Linked DNA regions of Homo sapiens: region 2 is linked to region 1. The links are chromatin contacts, found by Hi-C or POLR2A ChIA-PET in ENCODE. All regions are on one chromosome and are shown on one strand. The core of a region is the stretch at or near the end of the contact, and the rest is flanking DNA. Distances in the headings are between cores, read along the strand shown. Region 1 has its middle 41 kb from the start of MAOA. Region 2 has its middle 76 kb from the start of MAOA.

Evidence for each region. A loop is a pair of places that touch in the nucleus more often than their neighbours do. ChIA-PET counts read pairs that join two places held with the same protein, here RNA polymerase II (POLR2A). Pooled maps may share reads with other maps.
Region 2: POLR2A ChIA-PET joins it to region 1 with 20 read pairs in MCF 10A. The contact joins two enhancer-like sites. A Hi-C loop is called at or near these places in 1 of 168 maps with a recorded cell type or tissue (breast epithelium) and 1 of 50 pooled maps. POLR2A ChIA-PET finds 5 or more read pairs at or near these places in 2 of 52 experiments (K562 and MCF 10A).

What each region holds. Positions count from the first base shown.
Region 1 is chrX:43,611,733-43,618,167 of GRCh38, reverse strand. No RefSeq gene overlaps it. Among named protein-coding and RNA genes, the nearest start is that of MAOA, 41 kb to the left of the region's middle. Within about 2 kb of position 2,392, at least 2 of the 41 ENCODE cell types and tissues checked have a DNase peak (open chromatin) inside an H3K27ac peak, as active enhancers do; they include breast epithelium, where a contact is called at or near this core.
Region 2 is chrX:43,577,237-43,583,610 of GRCh38, reverse strand. No RefSeq gene overlaps it. Among named protein-coding and RNA genes, the nearest start is that of MAOA, 76 kb to the left of the region's middle. Within about 2 kb of position 2,295, at least 2 of the 41 ENCODE cell types and tissues checked have a DNase peak (open chromatin) inside an H3K27ac peak, as active enhancers do; they include breast epithelium, where a contact is called at or near this core.

The DNA.
Region 1 (6,435 bases), core at 1,143-3,642:
CTGATCTATGTTATAGATGCTGTATAGAGAATGGACCGAAAGGGACCAAGGTAGATATGGAGAGAAGACCAGTTAGACGGTGATTGCATTAGTTCCAGGTGGAAAACACTAGTGGCTTGGATCAAGGTTGAGACAGAAAAGATGGAAATGGAAGTCAAATTCCAGATCTGTTTTGGAAGGAGAATTGACAGGCTCCCCAGTGAATTGAGTATGGTATGTATATATTTATTTGTGTGGTGTGTTTTCTGGAGCGAGGGGATGGTGGGGCATAGGGGAGGGAAAGGAAGGAATCAATGTTGATTCCTGGGTTTCTTTTGGAAGCAAATAGATGAATTGGGGAGCCACCATTTCCTGAGAGCAGGAAGCCTGTTTTTTCTTACTTGTTCATAAGATTAAGACAATGGGTTCTTTGTTTTTTTGTTTTCTTTTGTTTTTTTTTGAAACGGAGTCTTGCTGTTGCCCAGGCTGGAGTTCAGTGGCGTGATCTTGGCTCTCTGCAACCTCCGCCTCCCGGGTTCAAGCAATTCTCCTGCCTCAGCCTCCCAAGTAGCTGGGACTACAGGCGCATGCCACCACTCTGGCTAATTTTTTGTATTTTTAGTAGAGACAGGGTTTCACAGTGTTAGCCAGGATGGTCTCGATCTCCTGACCTCATGATCTGCCTGCCTCGGCCTCCCAAAGTGCTGGGATTACAGGCGTGAGCCACCGTGCCCGGCCAAGACAATGAGTTTTTTACTGAAGTATTCTTATGTCAGAGACATGTGATTCCAGAGCAACTCCATCTGGAATAGGGGCTGGGTAAAATAAGGCTGAGACCTGCTGGGCTGCATTCCCAGATGTTTAGGCATTCTAAGTCACAGGATGAGATAAGAGGTCGGCACAAGCTACAGGTCATAAAGACCTTGCTAATAAAACAGGTTTAGAGTAAAGAAGCCATCCAAAACCCACCAAAACCACGATGGGGAAGAGAGTGGCCTCTGTTTGTCCTCACTACTACACTCTCACCCGCGCCATGACAGTTTACAAATGCCCCGGCAATGTCAGGAAGTTACCCTATACGGTCTAAAAAGGGGAAGCATGAATAATCCACCCCTTGTTTAGCATATAATCAAGAAATAACCATAAAAATGGGCAACCAGCAGCCCAAAGGGCTGCTCTGCCTATGGAGTAGCCATTTCTTTTATACCTTTACTGTCTTAATTAACTTGCTTTTACTCTACCCTATGGACTCACCTCAAATTCTTTCTTGCGGGAGATCCAAGAACCCTCTCCTGGGGTCTGGATTGAAACACGTTTCTGGTAACACTTATAAAACCTATTATAGTACTAGCTGAATGTTGTTAAATAAATGAATTGAGTATCTTTTGTGATCAACTGTTACTTTTTTTTTTTTTTTGAGACGGAGTCTCACTCTGTTGCCCAGGCTGGAGTGTAGTGGCACTATCTCGGCTCACTGCAAGCTCTCCCTCCCGGGTTCACGCCATTCTCTTGCCTCAGCCTCCCGAGTAGCTGGGACTACAGGTGCCCACCACCACGCCCAGCTAATTTTTTGTATTTTTAGTAGAGACGGGGTTTCACCATGTTAGCCACGATGGTGTCGATCTCCTGACCTCGTGATCCGCCCGCCTCGGCCTCCCAAAGTGCTGGGATTACAGGCGTGAGCCACCGCGCCTGGCCAACTGTTATTTTTTATTACTGTCAATGTATTTGCCCCAAGTAAGTCCACACTTTCAGATTTCTTATCTTGAATCTTACGAGGTTTGAGAACCCGTGTAACAAAATCCTCTCAACTCCCTGCAATTACATCTACAAACCATGGTCAACATCTGCACCAGTCTTTTCCTCATTCCTTGCAGTAAAACCTGTGCTCTGGATCCTATCTCCTGTAGTATTGTTATAATTTATGGCTATTTTCATTTCCTTCTCCCAACCTCTGCCCCTTCCCCCGACTCCTGCTCTCTCCTGCTTTTATTTTTATCCGCTTCTTTTCTACACTCTCTATCCCATCGAAATGTGAATATGCTCAAGTTAATATCATTAAAAGGACAAAACAAAGAACAGAGTCTCTTTGGGTTTCATCCGGCTTCACCTATTGCTTATGCAATTCATTTTTTTTCTTGCCCTCTCGTTCAGCCTCTACCTCTTTCAATCCCCATTCACAAACTTCTTGGGTAAGTTGTCTGTACTGGATGTTTCTCCTAATTCAGCTCCCACTCTTTAGCAATCTGTATTCTGTTTTCTAACACTCTGCTCCAACTGGCTTTGCCAGGTTTATCAAGGAGCTGCTTGTTGGAATCTAATTAACATTTCTCCGTTGTCATTTTACTTGGCTTTCCCGAGCACTCAATGTTCTCTCTCTCCCTGAAGCTCTCCTCTCCCTTCACTGCTGGCATGCCATACCCTTGGATTTCTTCCCGCTGTTTTGCCAGCTTTTATTTTCTTCTGCCTGTTTCTGGATGTTTTGTCTGTCGGGATTCTTCTCTAGGTGTCCTTTCTTCTCACTCCATGCCCTCTGACTAGGTGAACTCATTTATTCCTCCGGCTTCCTTTACTATCCACAGGGTGAAGAGTCCCAAGTCTGACCTTTCTTGTGAGCTCAAGACAAAGATACATCTCAATGCCACCAAAATATCGCTTGTGCCTAGGTGCCATAAGCCTATTCAACAGATCTAGAATAAAATCCATCTTTCCTGTGCCACGCCATAATATGAATCATAGTTGAGCTGAAGGCAATTAAGCAGCAGATGCAGGAAAGCTCCCTGCTCTCCCTCTATTTGCTTAAAATCAGGACATAAATTTACAGAGACAAAAGATATCCTGTCCTTTCTCTATCAGAGAAAACAAGACAGTGTAAGCCCTTATTGGCCTGTAGATGCTACTAGAGGAATCTATAAGCTTTACTAACTAGCCTTTACCTGCCATTTATTTGCCTTCCCTCAAGTTTCCACCTCTAGAGATTCAAAGCCTTTTTCCTTTGTCTTGTCACTTCTCCAAAAGTTGACCATTCTTTGTTGAAGATGATATATAAGCTGGAATTCAAAGCTACCTCTTTGAGAACTACTTATTCTCCAAGTGTATGCTTCATGTATGAAATATACATGTTAATAAATTTGTTTTTCTCTTGTTAATTTATCTTTTGGTACAGGGGTCCATTCCAGCTAAGAACCTATGAATGTTGAAAAAATCATTTTTATTTTTCTTACACCTGACATAACTGCTCTTCCTCCTCTATTATCTTAATGAGAGGCATTATCTTTTGCCTGGCTAAAATATCACTTCGTGAGGGAAGACTTATCTGATTGCCTGTACTAGTTTAGGTCTCCCTGCCATGTGCTTCTTTAATTCCTCCCCAGTAATGGCACTTACGATATTTTATTACATTTGTTGGGTATTACAGGTGTAAGCCATCACACCCGGCCATTGGTTTAATTATCTATATCCCCCATACAATGTAAGATTCATTAGGGCAGGAACTGTTTCTATTTTTCTTGCAGTTATAATCCCAACAACTAGATAGGAAGCTGACATATAGTAGGTGCTCAATTTATTATTTGTTTAATGAATGAATAACATATGTTAGAATTGTAAATAAATTCAGGGGATAGCTTGGGGCACTCCAATATGAATAAATTACATGATAAGCTTTATTTTAGGTGACTGAAGAGAAGGTGGGGAAAAGGCATTACCTCTTCCTGCATATTGTTAGACATTTCTTCAGCACTCTTCCTTTTATACCCATTCAGGAAAAACAAAAGTTCCAGACCTGAAGTCAAATGATTGATTTCCTGATTTAAACCATCATTCCACACCACAATAGTTAAGCATTAAATAGATAGCTTAAATGTCAGGGAAAACACAATACGCTGTTCTTTTAATACACAATTCTGGTAATTGCTCTAGTTGGTTCTTCCGTTCTCAAAATCTAGTATCATCATCAAAAGAAAATTTGAGGCAAGATGGCAGAATAGAAGGCTCCACCAATACTTCTTGCTGCGAGGACACCAATTTAATAACTATCTACACACAAAAAAGCACCTTCATCAGAACCAAAAATCAGATGACCACTCACAGTACTTGGTTTTAACTTCATATCATTAAAACAGGCACCGGAGAGATAAGAAAAACAGTCTTGAATTGCTGATGCCACCCCTCCCCCATCCTCCAGCAGTGGCAGTCTGGTGCAGAGAGCGTTTCTGTATGCTGGGGAGCAGGAGATGGCAGCAACTGTGAGACAATCTAGTCAGTGCTTCCCTGTTTAACAGAAAACAAAACCAGACCAAACTCAGCTGACACCCACCCACAGAGGGAGCATTTAAACTAGTCCTAGCCGGAGGAGAATGGCCAATCCCAGTGGTCCCTACCTGAGTTCCCACAAGCCTCACCACCATGGGCTAAAGTGTTCCAGGGCCCTAAATAGACAAGCAAACCTTAGGTGAGTCCTACTGCTGAACTGGGCTCAGAGACAGTGGACTGGGGGTTCCATGACCTACTGAGACACCAGCTGGGGTGGCTAAAGGAGTGCTGGCATCACCCTATCCCTAACCCCAGAATGTACAGCTTGTGGCTCCAAAAGCAACCCTTTCCCTCTATTTGAGGACAGGAGAGGAGAGGAGAGGAGAGGGGGGAATAGGAGAGGAAAGCAGGGGAGAGGGAAGAGTGGGGAAGGCTATCATCTTGGATATCAGCTCAGCCATAGGAGGACAGGGCACCAGTCAGAGTTGTGAGGCCCCCATTCCAGGCCCTCGCTCCCTTGACAGTTCTAGACACACCCTGGGCAAGGGAACCTGATGCTTTGAAAGGAAAGACCCAGTCCTGAAAGAATTCATCACCTGCTAACTGAAGAGCCCTTGGGCCCTGAATAACCAGCAGCGATATCCAGGTACTATGTCAAGGGCCTTGGATGAGACTCTGAGACTTGCTGGCTTCAGGTGAGACTCAGCACATTCCCAGCTGGTGGTACCTATTGGACAAGATTCCTTCCACTTCAAAAAAGCAGAGGGAAAAGTAAAAGGGACTTTCTCTTGCATCTCAGGTATCAGCTTGGTCACGGCAGGGTAGAGCACCAAGTGGGCTCTTGGGGTTCCCAATTTCAGGATTTAGCTCTTAGAAAGCATTTCTGGACCTCCCTCAGGTCAGAGAAGCACCCATCACCCTGAAGGGTGAGTCCCAGGCCAGGCAGGATTCACCACAAGCTGACTTGAAGAGTCCTTGGGCCTTAAAGGAACATCAGTGCTAGCTTGGTATTACTCTATATGGGCTTCTGGTGATGGTGGCCATGGGGTGAGGCTCCTCTGCCTTTGAAAAGGGGAGGGAAGAGTGGGAAGGGACTGCATCTTGTGGTTTGAGTGTGAGCTCAGTCACAGTATAATAGAACACTAAGTAGACTTCTAAGGTTTTTGACTGTAGTCCCTAGCTCCCAGATGGCACCTCTGGACATGCCTGGGGCCTGGGAGAACTTGCCACCCTAAAGGGAAGAACACAGGCCTAACTGGCTTGCCACCTGCTGAATGTACAACCCCAGGGCTTTGAGCAAACATAGGCAGTAGCCAGAGAGTGGTTACAGCAGAACTTTGGTAAGACCCAGTGCTGTGCTGGCTTCAGGTCTGACCCAGTGTAGTCCTGGGGGTGATGGCCACAGGGATGCTTGTGTCACAACACTCCCACTTCCAGGTGGCTCCAAACAGAAAGAGATTTTGTTTGTTTGGAAGAGCATAAGGGAAGAGAACAAAAGTCTCTGCCTGGTAATCTGGAGAATTCTTCTGGATCTTGTCCAAGACCATCAAGGTGTACCTCCATGAGTCTGCAAGAACCACAGTGTTACTGGGCTTGGGGTGCCCCCTAAAGCAGATACAGCTTAGATCACAATAGTCAAGTCCTTTAGAATATCTAGAAAGCCTTCCCAAGAAGGGTGGGTACAAACAAGCTCAGACAGTAATGACTACAATAAATACCTAACTCTTCAATGCCCAGACCCCAAAGAGCATCGACTAGCATTTACACCATTCAGGAAACCATGACCTCACCAAATGAACTGGATAAGCCACCAGAAGCCTATCCTAGAAGAACAGAGATATGTGACCTTTCAGACAGAGAATTCAAAATAGCTGTGTTGATAACTCTCAAAGAAATTCAAGATAACACAGAGAGGCCGGGTGCAGTGGCTCACACCTGTAATCCCAGCACTTTGGGAGGCCGAGGCAGGTGGATCACGAGGTCAGGGGTTCGAGTCCAGCCTGACCAACAAGGTGAAACTCCGTCTCTACTAAAAATACAAAAATTAGCTGGGCGTGGTGGCAGGCGCCTGTAATCCCAGCTACTCAGGAGGCTGAGGCAGGAGAATTGCTTGAACCTGGGAGGCAGAGGTTGCAGTGAGCCAAGACTGCGCCACTGCACTCCAACCTGGGCGACAGAGTGAGACTCCGTCTCGAAATAAAA
Region 2 (6,374 bases), core at 1,046-3,545, 34 kb after region 1:
GAGGTGGGTGGATCACCTGAGGGCAGGAGTTGGAGACTAGCCTGGCCAACATGGTGAAACCCCGTCTCTACTAAAAATACAAAAATTAGCTGGGCATGGTGGTGTACACCTGTAGTCCCAGCTACTCGGGAAGCTGAGGCAGGAGAATCACTTGAACCTGGGAGACGGAGGTTGCAGTGAGCTGAGATGGCGCCACTGCACTCCAGCCTGGGTGACAGAACGAGACTCCATCTCAAAAAAAAAAAAAAATGTAGATAGGGAGTACTCGAAAGCAACGTGACTGCCTCGATTACCCATGAAATAACTTTCTCCTTTGTTGTTTAGTAGCTGAATATCTTACTGACGCAGAGTTGAGCGACTACGTTTTACTGTCTGTAGACACAAAGAAAGCAGTCATATAAGATCTGGTGGCCAGTCTATTTACTACCATAGTTTTGAAATAATGATAAGCACAAGTTGTAATTTGAAATCTGCAACAAGGTAATGTGAAATGAAAATAGCTGATTTCTATTGTGACAAATTCACAATTCACAGGTTCTGCTAATGGTGCTGTGGTTTGAATATATTAGCTAAAGGAAGTATTAAATTTAAGTTGGAGGTTACTAAAAATAAAGATAAATGCTTTCTAAATCAAGCTGAAACACCTCGTGGATATTACAGACCCCCAACTTAAGAACCCCTAATGTAATAGATCGCTTATTTTGGCCTGTAGCTCATGGGTCAAGGTGATCTCTACTGTGGTAGCATGTTTCGTAAGGCTAGTTAATCAAACAAGTTATTCTATCCTAGGATCTAATTATAAGTTTTTGAAAGGTCTATGACTTTGGGCAAGATCTCTGACTCTATTACTTCAAAAAACATTTTTTAAGTAATCATAGACTCCTGGGAAGTTGCAAAAATAGAACAGAGAGTCCCATGTACTTTTCATCCATTTCTCCTAATAGTAGCATTGGCATAACTCTAGTACAATGTCAAAACCAGGAAATTGGCATTGGTATTTTGTTTTTTATTTTTATATTGGAATATTGGGATGTCTTGATCTAAGGAAATTAATCACCTAAGTTGAATATCCACTGTTAGCCTCAAGTACTGTTAGTTGCTTCTTACTCTGAAGGAATACTTGGGATTTTATAGCATGGGCCAATCTTCTATCACCTGAGAAGGAACAGGATCCCAAAGTTTGGAGTGTTGTAAGCTGAGGTACCTCATTTCTCAGGAGTCATGCTATGTTCATTTGTCTTGGGCTTGCTCAACCTATTAGGCAATATTTTGTCCTCACCAAAAGGCTTTCTTCTGTTCCCTGCAAGTAGTTTCGTGCTTCAGACAGAGCTCCACAGGGCCTTGGGAAAACCTGCATCACATCCCGAGATATAATATGGAAACGTACTGTTCTAAATGTCTAGTTTTTTTGATGTAAATTCTGGATCCTATGACAGCCTGAGCTGTCATATCCTTGCTCATTTTCATGCTCATATTACTGAGCATGAATAGCCCAGTGAGACTTTTTTTTAACACCTAAGGGTGTACTAGATAATACCCGGCAGTGTATTGAGCAATTTGGTCATGTTTAGAGAATGCATAGACCTCAAGTGCCAGAATACCCTCTACTTCATGCAGTACCGTCACACATTTGTTTTGTATTGCCACAGGTCTTGGTAAATACTTCATATTCCAACATTAAAATACAATATAATAGAGTCTGTTACTAGATGTAATAACTCTTAAGAGGCAGATAACTGTGTTAGTCATCTTTCTCCCTAGCACATGAAAATGACTTGAGGTCTATGGAGCAAGGAACTACATATTAGCAGAAAGCTAGGGTTTGACATTTTTTGTCCCCTAATATATTCCTACTCAACTTCTTAAAGTATGTTCTGTGGCAGTTAGTTTGACCACATTTTCCAGATACTCACCTTCTAGAACCCAGTCTGTGGCCAAGACTATGTCACACCCTCTTAGTGTGGGATATGGCTTTTAACCCAGCTGTAGAAATTCAAGTATGAGGCTTGAAAGGTGTCATATTGGTGGCACTGTAGTCACAGTGTTTGAAAATGGCTGTGTAATTGTGCTATGATTCTTAAATAGAGCACCTGAGCCCACCTAGGACTAGCCCACCAAATGATCCCTAGAAGATGCGGTTAGCCTTTGTTTGGAAGAGTCTCTCCACTGAGTACTCATCCTTCCTCTCCCACTGCTGTATTGGTGTCCAATTTGTGAACCAGCAGCTACCTTGCAAGTTGCCACATGTTGCTTTCAGGTGTTTGATAGTATGCTTTGAACCAGGGCCTTCCATGTGTGTTTCTGTAACTTCTTTGACATGCCTGGAGGCCAAACCCTTCTTGCTGCTACGTTTATTCTCTTTGATATTATCAGTTGTGTTGGCAGAGAGGGGACTACTGACACTGGCCCCTTGTCTCACTTTTGTGAAATCATAGAATACTGAGGCAAGGCTGTGATTGGAATGCAATGTCTGCAATATTCCTGGCTTCCTAGTATCAGGATCACCATTCTCGTGAAGAATGATGACTCTATTGGCTTTGTCCCATATATAAAATTTTATATCACTGTTCTTTCCATAAACTTTGTTTTTAAACATATGACATGATAAAGGACATTATTCAGAGAATAAATGTCCTACCCAAACACGTTATTTTTCTCTTAATTTGTATAACTTTGATTTAAAGGAAATAAAAATTATTACTATTTTTAGCACTCTTCCATCCTAAGTGAAGTTATATGTGAATGTAAGAATTCAGTAACAAGAGCGAGGCATGACGGCACATGCCTGTAGTTCTAGCTACTAGGAAAGCTAAGGCAGGAGAATTGCTTGAGGACAGGAGTTCACAGCAGAAAACATTGTAACCTTTTAAAAAAATTTCAAATAGATCTAGGTCTCAAGGCAGTGATGATCTAACTCATAATAGGGTCGGTAACCTAATTTGCCTACTGATGTTTTAAATGAATCTGATACAAAAAAATCCTTTATAAATAGTGATCAAAAGCAAGACTTCGCTGGGCATGGTGGCTCATGCCTGTAATCCCAGCACTTTGGGAGGCTGAGGCAGGCAGATCACTTGAGTTCAGGAGTTCGAGACCAGCCTGGGCAACATGGTGAAACCCCCGCTTCTACTAAAAATACAAAACTTAGCTGGGCATGATGGCACACGCCTGTAGTCTCAGCTACTCAGGAAAGTGAGGCAGGAGAATCGCTTGAATCTGGGAGGCGGAGGCTGCAGTGAGCTGAGATCATGCCACTGCACTCCAGCCTGGGCGACAGAGCGAGACTCTGTCTCAAAAAAAAAAAAAAAAAAAGCAAGGCTTAGCATATATCCAAGTAGAAAATGTCTAGGCTATAGGTTATCTCTAAAATCTTGGAAGAAATAAAATATAAATCAAGAGTTAGAAAGAGGACTCTACAGACCCAATTTGAAAAACTTGTTAGCAGATTTAGGCAAGTCCATGCATCTCTTAATTTCTGACTCTTAATTTGTTTCCCAAAACTTGGTGGCAGAGAATTTTGGAAATGCAGGAGCTATTACTTTAAATAAGAAAAATGTGTTCCCATTCCATTTCCAGATCCTAATCCATTCCTCTAAATTCTACTAAAAAACAACAAAAACAAACTCTTAAACACCTATAGCAATTCACAAGAGGTTTTTGTATAATAGCATATTAAACTGTGATTCCTAGTTACTTAACAATGAATTCATTAGCTGGGTATGTTTGTTTTCAGGGTTCAACAAATATGAGCTATCTTCCTTCTACATAGCAGCAAACACATAAGCAGTAGAATATTAGACATCATACATGCCAATAAAAAGGCAATACAAAAAGTGTCACTGGTAGAAGAGTTGCCTGAGTAAAGTTTGGTGAGAGGAGTAAGATGTGCAGGACCCGGGCATTATTTCCCAACAGACTTCTTGCCCTTTTCTTGCTCTGCCCTTCCTCATAAAGCTGCGTTCCCTTGGCCTCTACAAAGGTGATTTCTGGCTGGATTTGACCAATAGGAGACAAGGGTCAGAGATCAGATTGGAGGGTGGGGAGAAGTTAGGATCTCTCTCCATCGCCTTCTTAGCCTTAGGTACAGCTTTGGCAATGGTTCCATTCCTTCCTGAAACCCAACTTCTGCTATGTTTCCAGCCTCTTTCAACTCCCCCTGGGCTCTGAGAATTGCTTCTTTCCTTTGACCTTCTAGGTTAAGAATTGTAGTCAGTTCCGGTTTTTCCTCATTTCTACGTTGCCTCACCACTTTTTTTCCTTTCATTTACTCTGTTATTTGTGAACAATTTATTGTGTTAAATTTCACCTGTTGCAAATCCTTGAAGTGGCTTCTGTTTTCCTGTTTGACTGATAGATACACTTGCTGCTTGGTGGGTGAAGATGAGAAAGTGTGAGTCTATGAAGGAGGGAGTGAGATAGTAAATGCCTGCAGTTCAACCACCTCAGAATGAAAGGAATTCATGAACAGTCTCTTGTTTTGATGACATTCAGGCATTGCAAGTAAATGGTTGTAAACAATCATTGAAACCATAGATAAAGCAACTGAAATTGGACAACTGTTTGTATTTCCTTTGCTTGCAGTAACATTGCTCCTGATAACAGGATTGCATTTGTAATTGCATTTTGGAGGATGTTGATTGTTTATCATGGTTACATAGATGTGATTTCTGTTAAAAGTAAATCTTTAAATTTGGCATCAACTATCTGTGCCTCTTTTTTTAATTAATGAAATCACATTAAACAAAGCTTTTCTTCAAATGTTGTTCTACTTATTCAGATGGTGCTGTGGGTTGAATTATGTCCCCCAGAAAAGTATGTTGAAATCCTAACTCCTGGCACCCATGAATTGAATATAGTTGGAAATAGGGTCTTTGAAAATGTAATCAAGTTAAAATGAGACCTCACTGGATTAGGGTGAGTCCTAATCCAATGACTGTTCTTATGAGAGAAGGAAAACACACACACAAAGGAGAATGCCAAGTGATAACAAGAGAGATCAGAGTGATGGGTCTACAAACCAAGTATCAGCAAGGATTGCAGCTAACATCAGAAGACAACAAAACACATGGAACAGATTCTCCCCTAGAACCTTCAGAGACAGCATGATCCTGCTGACATCTCTATTTCAGACTTCTAGCCTCCAGAGCTGTGAGAGAATAAATTTCTGTTGAAAGCCACCCAGTTTGTGGTGCTTTTTTTTTTTTCAGCAGCCTTAGGAAACGAACGGTTTCACTTAACATGGGAAGCATAATGACCATAAATGCAGAACATGCATTTTTCTGGTTTTGTATCAGGTAATAACTGGCCTCATAAAATGGAGGAGATTGTGAAATACTGGTGTTAATTCTTCTTTAAATTATTGGTTGAATTCCCCAGCAAACCATTTGGTCCTGGAGATTTCTTCTTTATAAGCTCTTAAATTATAAATTTGATTTCTTTAATCGTCACACAGCTACTCATATTATCTATTTCCTCTTGATGGAGTTTTAGTAGCTTTTGAGAAATCGATCCATTTCTTCTAAGTTGACAAATTCATGAACAAAAAGTTATTTGTAGTATTTGCTTGTTATCTTTTTGATAGCTGCAAAATTAATATTGATGTCTCTTATTTTATTCCTGATACTTGTGATTGTATCTTTTCTCTATTTATCAGTCTTGTTAGAAGTTTATCAATTCTATTGACTTTTTTCGAAGAGCCAGATTTTTGTTTCACTTGTTTTTTTCTCTATTGTTTTCTAGTTTTTAATTTCATTGATTTCTGCTGATGTTTTATTCCTTCTGCTTGCTTTGGGTTTACTTTATCTTTTTCCAGTTTCTTGAGGTAACAAGTTGGACTGTTTTAAGACCTTTTCTCATGTCTAATATAAACCTATAGTGCTATAAATCTCCCTTAGCATTGCTTGAGCTGCATCACCTACAATTTAATATATTGCATTTTCATTTTCATTAACTTCTGTGTATTTTTATTTGCCTTAACTTCATATTTTATCCATGGTTTATTTAGAAGTATGTTTATTTTCTACATATTTAGAGACATCCATGTTTTATTTAAGTTTCATTCCATTATGGTTGGAGAGCAACACTCTGTATGACTTTCATTCTTTTAAATTTGTTTTATGGCCATACATATGGTCTATCTTGGTGAATGCCCCTTGAGCATTTGGGGGAAAAAATATTCTACTAGTGGGTGGTGCAGCGGTGTGTTTCATATATGTCAGTTAGATCCTATTGGTTGAATTGCTCGCCTCTTCTATATCTTTGCCAATTTCTGTCTAGTAGTTTTATCAGTCACTGAGAGGGAGTGTTATAGTCCCTAGCTATAGTTGGGAGTTTGTCTATTTTTCACTTCATCTCTATCAGTTATTGCTTTATGT